Linked DNA regions of Mus musculus: regions 1 and 2 are each linked to region 3. The links are chromatin contacts, found by Hi-C or POLR2A ChIA-PET in ENCODE. All regions are on one chromosome and are shown on one strand. The core of a region is the stretch at or near the end of the contact, and the rest is flanking DNA. Distances in the headings are between cores, read along the strand shown.

Region 1 (3,151 bases), core at 587-3,086, 36 kb after region 3:
CAAGACTCTTTTGAGGACTCATTTTTTCTCTCTTTTTACTGTTTAGTCCCAAACTCCACAGTGCCTTCTCAGAAAAACACTCTAAGTCTTGGACACCACTGTGTCTGGTTCCAAATTCCCTCTCATACCAGGGTCTCCTTTACTCAAAGGACTGCTCTTTGATGCCAATCCTAACTAGAGACACTTTGGGCAGATCAAGTTCCCCCATATTCCCTGAGCACCCCATCTCCCTGAGCATACAAGTAACTATTTCTGGGGACTCAGGAGCCCTCTCTTGGAAAGGAATACTCCCTCTGCTTCATCATGAGGCCCCCAGCCAAAGCAACAGGTTTTCTTTCTTTTTCATACCCTCCACACTTCCCTCCCCCACACCTGCTAGACTAGCCACATGATCCCTGGCACACACAAGGGTCCCACCAGAGTTACCAACTCATTCCCCACAACTCCTGTTTCAAAAACTACCCATAGTTAAGAATGCAAGGCCACTCAGCAGAAACCACAGAGTACTAACCTGAGTCCTTCCAATTCTAGGCCCTCTAGTTTCTTTGTCCATGAGAAGATTCTGTCCTTTCTTGTCACCATTTAGATCCCAAATCTCCTCTGGAAGCCAACTAGATAGCCTAGACCTCCCAGTACCAAACATACAAGTTGTACCTGCCCTCAAGGTTGACCCTGTAACCTCGAGGAAATGTAGGAGTTGGGGATAGGGGTTTCCAAATCTGCTGGTCTTTCATTACCTCCTAAAAGGCCACCTGGCACACACTGGAGAGTTCAGTCCATGTTTTGGGAGACTCTTCCCAGCCTTGGACACCCGTAGGTCCAAAGTGCCAGTCCACCCCCAGCACTAAGCAGATCTTATCCCATCCGTGAAGAAAATCAAAGATCTTCTACCCTTAAAATTCTCCCTGACCTGCACCCTAGGCCATTCTTCCGCTACCTGAAAATCCAGCTTTTGAGACTCAGCCCAAACGGTGGACTAGCATGGCTACCCCAAGCTGTCAGCTCACCGCTCGGCTAGAATCTCTCATTTTCCAAGACGCCGCCCCCCGACACCCCTTTCCCTAAAACGTCTAGTTCTTCCGACTTTTTCCAACTCAAAGCCACAAAACAGAACCCCAAAGCAGTTTCCAGTCTCCGAATCCCAGGATATAAAATCCTCCCCGCCCGCCCGCTAGGACCCTGGTCGCCTTAAAATAAAATCCATCCCCCTCCACACGGTTTTCCTTGCACCGAAGGCCAGGATCCGCCCTCAGGCTGCCCCGAGGCCCTGGCCGCAGATCCTTTACAACGGCAGGTGGCAGGATCCCTGGCTCCTCAGACCATCTCCTGGATCTCTGTGGAGTCGAGCTCCCGCGTCCCACAGCCCGTCCTCGGCCCGGACTCCAGGCTCCCCGGTCCCCCGCCCCGCGCACTCTCACAATGTCCGTCCGGCCCCGAGTAGCCGCCGGGCTCCGGGTGCGGCTGCAGCCCGGGCGGCGGTGGCTGCGCGGTCCCCTCCAGCTCGGAGCCCCCCTCGGTCTCGACCTCCTCGTTGTTGTGCCCAGGTAACCCCGGATCGTCGTCAGCCTCGAGCTCCCGTTCGTCTTCGGGCTCCTCGGCCTCTAGCGCCGCCAGCAGCCGCTCAGCAAGCTCGGCCTTCAGGCCGCGAGTGTCCAGGCCGCGGCGCTGCAGCTCCTCGCGAAGTTCGTTCACCTTCAGGCGACGCACATCCATGGCCCGGGCCCCCGGGGCGGCCCCCGAGCCTGGCCCGGCCTCCCAGGGCTCTGTCCCCCCTAAACCTTGCCTGTCAGGAGGCGAAGGGGGAAAAGGGGGGGCCACTCCAATGGCGGCGGCGGCTCAAGATGGCCGCCGCCGCCTCCTCCCCCTTGCCCGGACCGTACGATGTAAAACGAGTCTCAATTGGTCAGCGCATGGGGCAACGGGCGCGGGCCCGGGAACCAAGCCAATCACAGTGTGGCTTTCAAAAGAACGGTACTAGAGGGCTCAGGAGCTGCCTAAGAGGAAGCGTTAGCCTACGTTGAAGTCGCGGCCAGAGTGGAGGGCGGGAAAAGGCGAGAGGCGGAGCAAGCGCTGATTGGGTAGCGCTCGCGCGCCCGCTGCGGTACAGTCAAATGAAGGAAAGGGAGTAACGACTTGGAGCCATTAGCAGCCAGATCTCAGAACAACCGCCCAGTCTCTCCGCGCCGTGCTTCCCTCAGACTCTCTGTAAAACACATTCTAACTGGTCTTCATCTCACGCCCCCTCGCGGAGGCCAAGCGGGTAAAACCACCACAACCAATCAAATGCGGCGGGAAGAGGCCGGCCAACCCTCGTCTTTCCTGTTGCCTTTCGGGAACCGGAAGGAGATTAATTCACCGAGGCCCCGCCCCTTGCCGTTAGGGCGGTTTCAAAACAACCTGTTCGCCAATCGCAGTTACTGTTATATTTCACCACTGCCAGAGCTTGAGCGCTTTAGAAAAAGCGAACTAGATTGGCCATTCTTGAGAGGCTTGCCTCTCAAAGTTCTCCGTACAGCAGGGTATAATACGGAATGAAAATCAAGTGGATCTGTTACTCATCGTTTGTTAGAAACCCAGTTGCCTTTATGAGAAACAACAACAACAAAATTGGTCCTGGAGAGCGCTGAAGGGTTGAAAGCAGGGGCTAGGCTAACAACGGGAGAAAAGTTGTGTGGTAAATCGCACCCCTCCCTTTGATGCACAACCTCCCAGGGCGCTTTCTCTATGGTTGCTAGACAAGCCACTCTGCACGCAACCATAGAGCCTTCCCGCTCTGGGCATAGCTGCAGAAGTTCGCGGCTTTCCATCTCGAATCCATTAAACCGTTGTTGCTCAACCTCAATCTTGCTGTGTCTACTCTGACCAATTCGCACACGAGAATCCGTAATTACGACAGGTTGTGTTAATCCATACACCTGTCGCCCTTTGCTCAGAAGACAAAAACTTAGTGAAATAACACCGAGACGCACAACGCAAATGTGCACCGACATCTATAGCCTTAACTCCCAACAAAAGCCACAAACACTCTCTATTAGACACACGCAAACATCCCACAATAAATGAATAGGCGTGACAGGCCAAAAGCATCAATTCAGGATAAGACTTCAAACGGCAGTGTAGGTGTGGCACAAGCATGCAGCATCGTGCGACA
Region 2 (2,909 bases), core at 196-2,695, 60 kb before region 3:
TTCTACAGAATCCAACATCTTCATGCAGACCAAACAACAATGCACGTGAAATAAAAATAAGTAAACCATTTTTAAAAATCTTTTTTTTTTTTTTTTGAGATAGGGTCTCACGTAACTCAACCTGGCCTCAAATGCCTCCTCTCCTACTTCCCAAGCGCTGAAATTACAGACATGTGTCGCCATATCCAGATAAACAAACACACAGGGCTAGGAGCCAAACTCTGGACGTGGCGCGTGCTAGGCAAGCATTCTACACTGTGGTGGTACATTGCCAGACCGCAACAGATTTTGGAAGTGTTATCCTGCCCTTATCAACAATGGATCAAAAGGGAATTCCGAGTTTTCTCCAGTGTTTTCAAGAAAAGTGGGCAGCCAAGCACCGTAGCTTACATCTGTAATGCCAGTACTTGGGAGGCTGGGACAGGACTATCTCCAGTTCGATGCCTGTCTAAGCATCTGGGTGAGCTAAAGGCCATTCCGGACTCGTGGGTGAGATCCTGTCTCAAAAAAATAACGTGGGCAAAGGGTCCTGTTTGAACTTGTAGCTCTCTTTGTCTCCCTTCATAATCATCTTGTGTAAAGGACAGTCATGGCAAAGTCCCTTGCCTTGCCTTTTGATCAGGTGGCATAGGAATCAAACCAGTTTCTTGCTCAACTCCCTTTACAGTTGGAATTTAAGCAATGTAGGACCCTATGAAAACCTGATCTGTCCTTTCAACCCCCGTCTCGTCTCCTTCTATCGAGGCCCACAAGTAGCTGCCTTGCTTTTCCTCTAAAGGGATTCTTCCCTTGAATTTCTCTTCAAGAAGTTTCTCGGACCTTTTCTTTCTTTCCTTCACAGCCCGCGGTGTCTCACACAATGTAAGAATAACTTTTACGTCTCTATTTCTCCCTAAGAAAGACCCCGTGGGGCTCAGATACTCACAGATCTAGCCAAGCCCCGAACCCCAGATCGTCCCAACAGGAGAAGAGCAGCCTGGCGCAGGCCACGGCTCGGCCTCCAGATCTTGGCCGCAGACATCACTATCGCCATCTTGGCTAATAACCACTCCTCCTTTCTCACAGGATAGACATACGGCTGTCCCACCAGATGCCTTATTCAAATAGCAGCACCGCTAGGCCAACACGCTATCTGCTTCTAACCACCTTGCGACAAAGACGCATAAATGAGTAAGGTGGCAATTTTTAGTCTCTAAAATTGCTCCGGTCGTCTGCTTCTAGTTGCTCCTAATTCAGGCAACTAAAAGGACAACTTAACTTGAACCTTCAGGGTTCAGGACCCGGAGCCCTGAGCAAAATGGGCCCTCTCCAAGTCCCTCCCCCTGTTCCCTGTTGTCCAATGGCTATGCCAGAATTGGGAGGTGGAGGTGGGCGGGACCAGATTGTTAGTAAACGCTGAGCCACGTGCTAGGGCCAACTCGGGCGTGCCCTAGACGGGCGCATGCGCAATAGGTACGCGGCCGGTAGAACTGCGCGCGCCGCTAAGCGGAAGCTACGGTGGGAGCCGCAGCGCGCGTGGTCAGCGGCTATGGAGGGCGCAAAGCGTGCAGACGCCAATTTACTCACTGACACCGGAACAGAGTCCAGCCCCCGAAGTCCAGTCTGCAGTCTCCGGCACTTTGCTTGTGAGCAAAACCTGCTGTCCCGGCCGGATGGATCTGCTTCTTTTCTTCAAGGTACGAGCCTCACCAAGTTTAACTCAGCGCGCGCCATCCTCACCGAAGAAGGGTTTTTGAAGAGCGGTTACTGTGTAGTATGTAACCAAGTACGCCCGCCTCCTTGAACTTATTTCTAGATGTTGAGTATACCCACCTCCCGTCTCGAGAAGAAATGAGTTGGCCAGCCTGGTAAATCCCTCTCAGAGGAGATCGAGAGCAAGACCACTCTCATAAGAGTGACTATCCCAGAATAGGTATTTCACCAAGGCAGATATTACCCTTCTCTAGATTTCTTTCTTTCTTTTATCTTTCTTTCAAGACTTATTTTATTTATATAAGAGCACTGTAGCTGTCTTCAGACACACCAGAAGAGGGCATCAGATCCCGTTACAGATGGCTGTGAGCCACCATGTGGTTGCTGGGAATTCAACTCAGGACCTTTGGAAGAGCAGTCAGTGCTCATAACCACTGAGCCATCTCTCCAGCTCCCCTTGACTAGATTTCTTGGGTTTTTGTTGTTGTTGTTGTTGTTGTTGTTTTCACTTTGTTGTTGAACTCACTTTGTAGACCAGGCTGGCCTTGAACTCAGAAATCCGCCTGCTTCTGCCTCCCGAGTGCTGGGATTAAAGGCGTGCGCCACCACGCCTGGCTTTGACTAGATTTCTTAAAAAACACTTCTAGATCCATACATCACCGGTTGAGGCTAAGGTGTTTATTTGCATAAATACCCTTTGAGACAGACACATCACCACCACTGGTTTAAATATAATTACTGTGGCAGATGATACATCTAAGTAAGTGCTCTTCAAATTAAATGTGATCTTCCCATCCTGGGCTGAGAAGCATCTCCCCTTCCCCGGTCCCATCATTTAAGAAAACGTGCCTTTCCTTGGTATACACATTTCATCAGACTAAATGAATAGGGAGAAAAGAGAAGTCTTGTGGCTGAGACCCACACAACCCTATATCCCAGTCGGGCCAGCCAACTTTGAGAGGTCATGAGAGGGTGAGAAACTACCAGAGTAGACAGATGAGAGGGCAGAGACAGAGTTGACAATGGTGAGTTTGTTTGAGATGTTAAAGGCTGATCACCTTATGGCTAATAAGCTAGAGGTCATTGCTTATAGTGGTGGGTCAGAAAGAGCGAGAAAAAAAACAGTTGAGACAAGTCTCCAGGCATTTTCCTGCGAAGGAATCAGATAGATGGGGCAAGAGCTGACGACTGATAGAGCTTAAGAAAGGAGAAAACTG
Region 3 (2,849 bases), core at 263-2,762:
GAATGTAACAAAACAACAAAACTCTAATCAAGTAGATTGAATAGCCATGAATGGACGTCCCTGGGGATCCTACCTGACTGGAACAAGTTCAGGGTGGAGAGCACGCTGTAGTAGGTGATGGGTAAGAAAATTATGAGCAGTGTCTTGGCAGTGCTAGGAGGACAGGCCTGCTCTACCACACACAGTTTAGATGGTGCTGGGGATTGAACCCAGGGCCTCAGGCATGCTATGCAAACATCCCACTAATAAGCTACGGCCTTAATCCCTGGCTTTGAACCTTCTAGGCTCCTGACTATAGGCCCATTTCACCACATCTTGCCCCAGATTCTCTTTTATGGCTTCATGGTAGCAAATGTGATTGGCATTTGTAAGGCTTGAGGCCCAGCACCAGAAAGTTTAAAAGATACATACAATTTTGTTACAGAAAATGTTAATATATATACTTTGAAGCAGGGCCTCATAGTACAGGGTTTGACTTTGTAGTCTGGAACTCACTATGTAGTTTAGGATGTCTTCAAACTTAAGGGTAATCTCCTGCCTCAGTCTCCCAAGTGCTGGGGTTACAGATATAAATCACCACAATTGGAGATTATCAAAGATTGAAACACACACTAGAACACACCTCTGCCTCTACATTCATAATCTGCTATTCAGCTTCAGTAACTCCCAGTTCCAAGTTGTCATCGCACATCAGACTACTATGAAACATTAAAGACAGGCGTGGTGGCACAGGGCTGTAAACTCAGTACCTTGGGACCTGGGATTGGAGGACAGCAATTTGGAGGCTGACCTTGGCAATAATAAAAGGCTGTGAACAAAACCCCAAAACAAAACAAAACAAAAGCCCCCGCCCCCGCCCCCCCAAGCCAATACTTGTAGGAAGTCAGTAGCAAAGTAAAAGGCATTGAAGGTGCGAGGGAGAAAGGACCTAAAGGGGCGGAATGAGAACTTTAGGACCTAAAGAGGCAGACGTTGGGGTCAGGAAGGGTTAGAATGCAATGGGGGCTGTTGGTTTGATGTGAGCTTTCATGGGACAAGAGGAGAGCTAGCTTGGGATACGGAGAAACTCAGGTTGGCACAGAAATGATGTTAACTTGAGAAAGGTTGGTCTGAGACTGGAAGAATCTGCAGGAGAGTTGTTATTTGCTTGAAGCGTTGGCATGGTAAAAAAAAAAGTGGGTTAGCCTAGGACATGGAAAGGGGTTCATTTCAAAGAAGAAGGGAAACGTCAACCTGCTACAAGGCCGAATAACCAGACCCACAAGGTGGACCAAGTGTTGAAAGTGCCAGTAAGCGGCGGTCAGACTTCCTAGAGTCCTCAGCGCTTGCCGGAACCATTTCCTGGTCACACCGCAAGAGCACCCTCCGGTCACCTGAGCCTGGCAAACGTCTCACCATTATCCGGCTTCCTCTCCGTCACCTCTGCAGCTGCCACCGCCTCCATAACAGGTCTCTTCAACACAGTAACCGCCACAGCGGGCTCCGGAAGCCAGGCTGGACCCTAGGTACCCGCAGGTACTTCCGGTTACGCAAGCGTCTTTATGCGGCACCCAAGCATCAAAGTTCCGGGTCAAAGGCGGGCCTTCTCTTATGCGCATGCGTAGCCCCGCTGATGGATCTTAAACCTATCAAATGGGAAAGTCAGCGGGGACCGTGTGTCATTTGATCGCTACTCTAACTTGAGGTCCTCGTGTGTTAATATTTGGAGTGGTTGTATTGGCCCTATCGCATAGACCCTCGAGTCCTCTTAAAAATACTTATGCGGTCAGAAGACAACTTATGGGAGTGTGGATAAAATTCAGTCAAGGTTGGCAGCAAGCATCTTTAACCGCCGAACCATCTCATCCAACTTTGTGCTCTCTGTAGATTTGACTTCCTTCTATCATCACATCCAGCCTGTAGGGCTGGCATGAGATTAAATTGGGGGGAGAACCTTTGTGTTTCCAAACAAGAAGGAAACCTGCAGATATGAGGAATTCGCTGTGTAAAAGGGAAGGACCTGCTCACCACAGGCAGGGTCAGAGACTTTCTGGCAGGGATAAAGCCCCCAGATGAGACCTGAAAGGCATGGGCAGGAGTTAGGAAGTACTTCAGGCAGTTTTGCTGACAAAGGTACTTCTGGGTGCTGTTAACTGTTTACTATGCAGAGCATACAGCACTCAGGAGACAGAGGCAGGGATATCACTGAGGGTTTGACGAAATCTTGTCTTGAATAAGGCCGGCCAGGGTTACATGGCAAGTTTTTCTCAAGAAAGCAAAAAATAAAAGATTATTGGAAGCTGGGCAGTGGTGGTGCACACCTTTAATCCTAGCACTTGGGAGGCAGAGACAGGCAGATTTCTGAGTTCGAGGCCAGCCAGGTCTACAGAGCGAGTTCCAGGGCAGCCAGAGAACCCAGACTCAAAAAAAAAAATGGAGGCCACGTGTCAGTGTCAGATCATAAAGGGCTTCGTAGCCCTATGAGGTGTTTGGAACCCATAAGGTTTGGGGTAGGGAACCAAGGAAAGGAACTGGAGATCACAACGAGGAAGGTGGTGCATTAATCTTGAAACAGGTTTGGAAGAGTTAGAACTTGGTAAGCATTCCCGACATTTGGGGAATGGCCTGGTAAAAACCCAGCTGCATCACCAGGAATGGCCAGCAGAGGGCGATGCTGCCCAACACACATATGCCAAGAGCAGCATTTCCCAGGCTAGGGACAAGGACCCCTCCTTACCTTCTCCTAGAGCAACTTGACAAGTGTCTCTCCTCCCCTTCCCCCCTCCCCCAGACAGGGATTCTCTGTATAGCCCTGGCTGTCCTGGAACTCAGAAATCCACCTGCCTCTGCCTCCCAAGTGCTGGGATTAA

The links. A loop is a pair of places that touch in the nucleus more often than their neighbours do. ChIA-PET counts read pairs that join two places held with the same protein, here RNA polymerase II (POLR2A).
Region 1: a loop to region 3 is called in a map of heart, with 3 times the contacts of the local background. The contact joins the promoter of Hnrnpul1 here to the promoter of Ccdc97 in region 3. A Hi-C loop is called at or near these places in 8 of 37 maps with a recorded cell type or tissue (CH12.LX, gastrocnemius, heart and 2 more). POLR2A ChIA-PET finds 5 or more read pairs at or near these places in 4 of 5 experiments (Patski and embryonic stem cell).
Region 2: a map of heart shows a loop between it and region 3 (4-fold over the local background). The contact joins the promoter of Exosc5 here to the promoter of Ccdc97 in region 3. A Hi-C loop is called at or near these places in 1 of 37 maps with a recorded cell type or tissue (heart). POLR2A ChIA-PET finds 5 or more read pairs at or near these places in 3 of 5 experiments (Patski and embryonic stem cell).

Annotation. Positions count from the first base shown.
Region 1 is chr7:25,752,923-25,756,073 of GRCm38, forward strand. Hnrnpul1 (heterogeneous nuclear ribonucleoprotein U-like 1) reads right to left here and starts at 1,837. Exons shown (of 15, transcript NM_144922.3): 1 at 1,419-1,837. The coding sequence starts at 1,713.
Region 2 is chr7:25,657,708-25,660,616 of GRCm38, forward strand. It overlaps Exosc5 (exosome component 5), which reads left to right and starts at 1,446. Exons shown (of 6, transcript NM_138586.3): 1 at 1,446-1,676. The coding sequence starts at 1,529. Bckdha (branched chain ketoacid dehydrogenase E1, alpha polypeptide) reads right to left here and starts at 1,054. Exons shown (of 9, transcript NM_007533.5): 1 at 926-1,054. The coding sequence starts at 1,033.
Region 3 is chr7:25,717,523-25,720,371 of GRCm38, forward strand. It overlaps Ccdc97 (coiled-coil domain containing 97), which reads right to left and starts at 1,513. Exons shown (of 5, transcript NM_028771.3): 1 at 1,396-1,513. The coding sequence starts at 1,444.